2 separate regions of the Homo sapiens genome follow, and region 2 is linked to region 1. The links are chromatin contacts, found by Hi-C in ENCODE. All regions are on one chromosome and are shown on one strand. The core of a region is the stretch at or near the end of the contact, and the rest is flanking DNA. Distances in the headings are between cores, read along the strand shown. Region 1 overlaps ADGRA3 (adhesion G protein-coupled receptor A3). Region 2 overlaps KCNIP4 (potassium voltage-gated channel interacting protein 4).

Region 1 (3,799 bases), core at 400-2,899:
TTCATACCAAAACTAAACAAACAAACAAAAAGCAGAATTTCATTGGTTACAATCTCACCTTTGTCTAAGACCTAGCAACATGCAGTCACATTTTTAGCACTGGCAGATTACAAACAATGAAAAATTTCTCCTTCAGGAGAAATTGCCTTGTTTATACAAATAAATCTATTGATTTTATTTTGAATTTATTATTGCTTATATTTCAATATAATATATTGAATAATATATTATATATTATTCAATAATATATTATATATTCAATATATTCAATAATATATTATATATATAATAAATATAATTTATTATTGCTTATATTTCAATATAAGCAATAATCCATGGACAGCATTAATACAAGTGTTAAGAAAAATATAACAAAATTAGCAAAAGTGACAGAATGACTCAAATTTGGAAAACATCATTAAGTGATTATGAACAATCAAATCACCTCTCAGATAAAAGCACTGGAGTCAATATTAAAATAACTAAATGATTACTGGAATCCAAAAAGAAAAACAGAATTAAGATTTGTTTTAAATTTTGGATTGCTGTTGTATGCCTCACTTACCTTGATGATTTAGTTTAATTCCTGCATCAGATGTTTTCAGTTAATGTTTTTACTTCCTAATTTTGTATGTTCTCAACCAACTTCAGTTTGGGCATTCTGAACTCAATACTTGAAACATGTAAGTCTGTTCTAACATTGTTGCTTCTCTATAATGAGACCTATGTATAGATTCCAATCAGCAACTAAACCTAAGTTGCCATCTGTATATATTACTAATATAAATATATTGAACATACATATAGTTACATTGTTACATTTATCCAAAATATCCTGAGATTTAAAAATCAGTTGCCACCTATTAATGACCTGAAATATTAATATACATGTACGTTAGTATATAAATCTAGTCACAAAAATAGTCATACACAAATCTAATTTCTAACTGTTACCTAAAAAGCAGGTTAGTATATAACATTATATATGTAATCTGTAGATATAATGTTTACATTAAGAAAACAACTTTTGGCTGGGCTCAATGGCTCGTATCTATAATCTCAACAGTTTGGGAAGCAAGGGTTGGAGGATCACTTGAGGCCAGGAGTTTGAGACCAGTCAGGGCAACACAGTGAGACCCATCTCTACAAAAATAAAAAGAAAAACAGCCGGGCTACTGGCTTGTTCTTGTAGTTCCAGCTACTCAGGAGGCTGAGGTGGGAGGATGGCTTGACCCCAAGAGCTCGAGGTTACAGTGAACTATGATCCCCACTGCACTTCAGCCTGGGCAACAGAGTGAGACCTCAACTCTAAAAACAAAACAAAACAAAACAAAACAACTGTCATGAAATAAAAGAATCATAACTGTTTCCTTAAGCAGAATATAACCAACTATACCTTATTATGAAACTAAAACTCAAAACAACTAAGATAAGAATAAAGTCTGATACAATTTTATAGATAATAAACACCGTAAAAGCAATGAAATGTGTTGCCAAGCACGGCGGCCTCAGCATTGGCAAACATGGTTCTAGCCGTGGGCATGGTATAACCTGCCAGCATGTCCAGCAAGCCAGAAATTCTTTGGATCTTAGTTGTCAAATTTTTTAAATTAGGAAAATGATCATGCTGATCTCTAAGAAAACTGAAACATCTGTTAGCAGTTTACAATTCTATGAAAAATAGAGAATCTCAGCTATAAATCATAAACGACAAAGGTGGGAGGAATACAATATATTACTCACTTCCTATATACAAATATCAAAACTCTAATTGAAATACTAAGGATGAGTAAGTGATCGCTCATCACTCTCCACGCTATGAGTAACAAAATCCCCTTGAACATTTTTAGCAGAATCTCCATCTTCTTCCAAGTGTTTGATTTCTTTTCCAGTCCTTCCCCACCGCCAGCACCTGTTCTGTTACCTAAAATAAGGCATGTTTAAATGAATAAATGCTTGCTGAATGGGCAACATCTTCCAGGAAGGAAAATTCCTCACTTCCTATGCAGAGGCAGGAAAAAGAAGAACAAGAAAGTTATCTCCCTAGGTACAGCTGACCAGCAGGTCAAACAGGTTAAACACCGAGCAAACAAAAAAATAGTGATAAATAAGAATTATTCACTCCATTTCTTATTAGCTTATCTTTGTCATTTCCAAACACCATCTTGTACATAATATATCAATTTACCAGGAGACCATAAACCAGGAAATATAGCCAAATCTATCCACTGGCTGCTTTATTTCCCCCACCATAAAATAACATCTCTAAAACTCAAACCTAAAAGGCTTAAGTAGAACTATCGGTTTTATTATTGTCAAGCAAAATAACATTTCTAATGCAGTAACCCAGTGAAAAGTGAACATTTACACTAGAATGGGTAATCTCAGGATGGCTCAGAGAATTGTTCTCTGTACATAAGCAGTTAATCTCTCAGAATTTGAAGTTTATTAAGCTAAACGGCTTGATTCTTTTTTGCATTTCTCGAATATGTACTTTTGAATCCAATCTGATTCAAACCTTTAGACTTCCGCTGAAAAGAGATCAAAGTTGTGTCAATTTTGCAGACATTGTCTTGCATACGAGAGAACTGAGAACCACAGTGAGACTCAGGACAGGAGATGGGTTAGACTGCAGTGTAGCAAAGACCAGTGAGCGAGAACTTTTGCAGTAGAGCTGTTTTTAGAATTCCGGAATGGGATTTAATCAGTACTTCAGCATGAATCTAAGGAACTTTATCTGTTTAAGTACAAAATAAAAGTCAACATAAGAGCCAATATTGAAGAATGTGAACCTTAAGTGGTAGCTCTTCATTTGCATTCAAGAATAACTTTCGTGCAGCAATCACCCCCACCTGGCCACACCAAAAAGAGTAAGAAACTTAAGACCGAATATAAAGCAATGAAAAGGCCACGACCATGTTGAAAATAGTATTAATAGGATCCAAGGAATAACGCAAAAGTAAGGCAACGTAGGAAGTTTTTTAGGCATTTCCATTTTCAAAAAACATCCTGAGAGATCCTTTTAAAACCTGGTAATATTTAAAACTAGACTTATAAAATACAGCAACCCAAAAATCACTTTGATTTATGTGCCAAAATCAATACACTTAACCATGCAATATATATATATAACTGACTTATGTGTAACTCTAATTAAAATACCCCAAACCACTAATTTCATTAAAATAGAACTAAATGCTTATATTGTAAAATATAAAAATAACAGATCGACACAATAACAAACACCTATTTATTATATTAAATACAAGCCTGAAATATTAAGTACAAATTACAGATTCCAAGAAATTACATTTCACATCCCAAAATGTCCTGTTGGTGCTTTGACAACTAAAACAATGTTTTAGAAAGATTTTGTTTCAGATCCTAAAAAATAGCAACAATTTGGGGATAAAAATAAGTAAAATCCAAAACTTCAAAGTTTATTCCAAATTCTTTTGAATCCCTATGGTGGCTGTAAACAGTTTTTAAATGCTCATAGCTTCAAGGAATGTGAGTATCACAGTTTATATGAATTTCTGCCTAGGAAGCCCAGCAATGTTACACAGTAGTTTCGTGTTTCCATAATCCAGTCCTAACATTGCCAGTGCTATCGGTACCGAGCAAGGGTCCCTCCTGCCCATTGCTTTTAATTGGTCCATTCTGAATGGCCAAGTTGAGGCCATAAGATTTTTGCTGATTTTCAAGTTCAACCACAGCTGGCTTCCTTAACGCATCTTTTTTACTAGTGGTTGAAACTGGCTTTTCAAAATTTCTGCTACTTTTGGGAAGTGTGCTACAA
Region 2 (3,981 bases), core at 350-2,849, 500 kb before region 1:
TTCAAGATCAGTGATATTCTCAGTGAAGTAAATGCACCTGATACCTGTGGCAACCATGGAGGGCACACACACACAAATTACATTTGGCTAAATTACAAAAGCTCTTCTTTTTATTTTTCATTTTTCTTCATTTTAAGATGTTCGTTATATTAGGAAACTAAGCCATGTATAATAAATGCTTTTGCTTTAGAGAGTGTGAGCGTTCATTTGAAGACCACTGAAAAAACTGGATGAAATCAAACAGTCAGGAATACAGGCTAAAAGCCCTGGTCTTAATTAAAGATCTACTAAGCAGCAAGCTATTGACATCATTGCCAGCTTCAGGACAAAGATAAAGTACAAATTTTTTTAAAAAGAGAAAACTGACTTTGTGTAAAATATAGACTCTAGACACAAAATACATAGAAAATGCTGTCCTTAAGAGTAGATGATAATGGCCTGGTGTCTTAGTCAGTTTGGGGTTCTATAACAAAAGTACCACAGATGAGGTGGCTTAATCAACAGAGATGTATTTGTCATAGTTCTGCAGGCTGGAAGTCTGAGACCAGGGTTCCAGCACGGTCAGGTTCTGGTGAGGACTCTCTCCCTGGTTTGCAGTTGGCCATATTCTGGTTGTATCCTCACTTGGAGGGGCGCAGAAAGAGTTAGCTCTCTGGTATCTTCTTACAAGGACACTAATCTCATTCATGAGAGTTCCACCCCCAAGACCTAATCACCTCCTAAAGGCCTTACTTCAAACCACCATCACATTTGGGATTCGATTTCAATGTATGAATTTTGGGGGAACACAAATATTTAGTCCACATCACCTGGGGACAGGATGCTCCAAAGAGATTTTGAATGATGAATTTCACCCTTCCCCCATTTACCTTCCTAAATTGTTTCAGACACAGAAACTTACGAAAGAAAATGAATATTTTCTCTTTAGTCATTGTCATGCTTAAGGAAATTATGCTGAACTCATTTGCATGAAGATGATTCAGCCTTCTGAATGATTTCCTTAACTAACACAGTTATTATTATAGATGAGGTTATATAACTGAAAAGCTTAAAAGAGGTTGTAACCATCCTTTATATATTCTAACTCATAAAGAAAATATTGCTGATGATTGAAACCAGTTGATTTTGCAGAATATTTGCTGATCATAAAAAGTCTTTGAAATTACTTTTTGAATTTCCAATGTAAAGTTGGGCCAATGAGGAAAAAGAAACTTCTGGTAAAACTTTCTACCTAGTGTTTTATCATTAGTTGTTCAACTATGATAGTTCATATTTATGTAACACTTACTATGTGCCAGGTATTGTTCTGATTCTTCTTCATTATTTCATTTTATTGTCACAACAACTTTATGACTTATGTATTATTAGGTATGATTATTATCACCGCTTTACAGAGAAGAAAATTAAGGCAGAGAGAAGTTAAGTGACTTACCCCAAGGTCTCACAGAGCTGGGATTCAATCTTTGCTCTTAAACTCACTAAACTAAACTGATTCTGAATAAGGATAAATACAACAAGTTTAACACTCTGACTCATACACAGAATAACTTAAAGAAGAGTAAGGGAAAACTGGTGCAGGCCACAAGAATTACTCATGGAGGTCCTCTGTGGAACATTATGCAAAGTGTGTTGGATAATGTTTATCTTTTAACAACCAAAGTAGAACTGGTGACTAAATTCTCCCTGTGCTTAGACTCATACGATTCAGATGCAATAAAAAATGAGTCAAAACTTCAGGTTTGTATTTCCATAATAATGTTGCACCCAAAGCCTTGTGAACACAAGAAGATAAAAGGAAACTAGAAAGAAACAAGACTTTCAAAAAGACTAGGACACATAAGGGTGATTAGGAGCCACTCTCCTCAACCGTTTTCCTTTGCCCTCAGGTGCAATCATGCCAGAAGCAGTTAATTCTATACCCTCCCCTTTGTTAATTTCATATTTTGTATGCTCTGTGTCATTACATTCACCATGCTATTATAACTGTCCACACCTTCTGAAGGGCTTCTGCTCCTGCTCAGAGCTGGCCTACAGCTACTGTCTTCATGACTCACATAACTGCTCAAGGCTTTGCTTCCTCATCTCCAATCTGAAACTTCTATCTCACTGAGCTTTTTTGGTCTTTGGCTTCACATCCAGTTTAGCTCTTTTTATGCAGTCACATGGATCACCTGTCAAGTTTTACTTTTACTACTACAAGTTAAGCATATCGAATCTGAAAACCTGAAACTTGAAATGCTCCAAAATTCAAAACTTTTTGAGCATCAACATGACACAATGACAAGTTAGCCTGAACACACTACTTTTTCACTATATTAATGGCATGTCATATTTTTATTGCTAAGTATTTATACGTGAATGAGTGTAAGAAAATGATTGCTTATAGGTACAATATAAATTTAGAGTCAGGAGTGACAGTGATGCCAAACAACCACAGGTTATCCACACAGGTGGCTGAGATAGTGACACTTTTGCTTTTCCATGGGTCAATGCATGCAAACTTTGTTTTATATACAAAAATTATTTAAAATATTGTATAAAATTATCCTTGGGCTATGTATATAATGTGTATATAAATCATAAATAAATCTCATGTTTAGATTTGGGTCCCATCCCCAAGATATCTCATTAATTATGTATATGCAAGCATCTCAAAATCTGAAAAAAAAACATCTAAATTCTGAAACACTTCTGATCTCAAACATTTTGGATAAGGGATATTAAACCTGTACTATTAATAGCTACCTGAAGGCATTGCATTAGGTACTCAACACTCATTTACCACAAATGTAGATCAACCATGCAAGGCAGGAGCTATCATCCCTATGATCCTAATACACAAGGGAGGCCAGAGGTTTCTCTTGGGGAGTGACATTTGAGCTGATAGCTTAAGTACGAAAAGGGTTTCAATTTGTGAATACTAGAAACAACTACCCTAGGCAGATGGTTCAGAACATGTAAAGGTTTTCGAGTAGGAAAAAACCTAGAACTAACAATAAGCTAATGTGGCTAGAGAAAAACCTGTGAGGGACAGAGTAGCAGAGTGGCCCAAGAAGGGACCACACAGGCCAGGCAAGACCGAATAATGCTGGCTTCATGATGTATTTCCTCCACTCAACTATGTACTCAGTAATGCCATAGACCGTGTTTCCACGTTTGATTCATGTGGGCTCCCAGAGTCTTGTATATTTGCTCACCCTTAGTGTTAGTTTGAATATTGGTTTTGGAATTGCTGGTGGCATTGATGATGAATTTGTTGTTGGTATCCACAATGGAATTGGTGGTGGTATTGGCGATGGAATTCTGATGGGATTGCTGGTCACATTGATAGAGGCATTGTGGTAGTACTACTATTCACTAGAGTAGAAACACAGTGAATGTCTACTGATGATCACCCCCTAAATGAAGACCTGTCTTAATGCACCGTATGTTATAATTCACATCATTCAGACGCAAATGATAGTTAACACTGAAGCCTAGATGAGAAGGTGAAAAGCAATTAAAATGTTTCACCTGGTTTTATTAACATGCTTGACCAGAGGCAGACTTAAGAATTTGGAAAAGCTGAATTTAAATAATTTATATACCTTAATGACCACATCCCCAGCATAATTCTTTCTGTACTTCTGGAATATGCTCTAACTCTTGTGTAAATACAGTCTGACTCTCCTTGAATCCCTTAAGTGTGATGTCATCTGGGAATGTTCTTCATAGAAATAACAGATTTGAAGAGCCTAAAGACCAATTTTATATTTTATTAGTAATTTGGTATTCATCCAGATGGGGAAAGGGACCAGAAAATATCCCCTTTCATGAGAATGTTATAAATCACAAATTCCCTTAAAAATGTACAGGCAGCTTCATACCAGATACTACCACAAGGATGAGGAAGACACAGTCCCTGAACTTTGTATCCATCTAATGATACCACTTACTCAGCACCACATACTTGTATTAAGCACATCATGTCTATTATATTAT

What was found. A loop is a pair of places that touch in the nucleus more often than their neighbours do. Pooled maps may share reads with other maps.
Region 2: a loop to region 1 is called in a map of Caco-2, with 4 times the contacts of the local background. The contact joins two enhancer-like sites. A Hi-C loop is called at or near these places in 2 of 168 maps with a recorded cell type or tissue (Caco-2 and mammary epithelial cell) and 7 of 50 pooled maps.

Annotation. Positions count from the first base shown.
Region 1 is chr4:22,384,147-22,387,945 of GRCh38, forward strand. ADGRA3 (adhesion G protein-coupled receptor A3) reads right to left here. Exons shown (of 19, transcript NM_145290.4): 19 at 3,230-3,799. The coding sequence ends at 3,559. Among named protein-coding and RNA genes, the nearest start is that of MIR12115, 130 kb to the right of the region's middle. RefSeq lists an enhancer at 1,147-2,346. Within about 2 kb of position 1,650, at least 2 of the 41 ENCODE cell types and tissues checked have a DNase peak (open chromatin) inside an H3K27ac peak, as active enhancers do; they include mammary epithelial cell, where a contact is called at or near this core.
Region 2 is chr4:21,886,717-21,890,697 of GRCh38, forward strand. The region is part of intron 1 of KCNIP4 (potassium voltage-gated channel interacting protein 4); the gene reads right to left. Among named protein-coding and RNA genes, the nearest start is that of KCNIP4-IT1, 36 kb to the left of the region's middle. Within about 2 kb of position 1,600, at least 2 of the 41 ENCODE cell types and tissues checked have a DNase peak (open chromatin) inside an H3K27ac peak, as active enhancers do; they include mammary epithelial cell, where a contact is called at or near this core.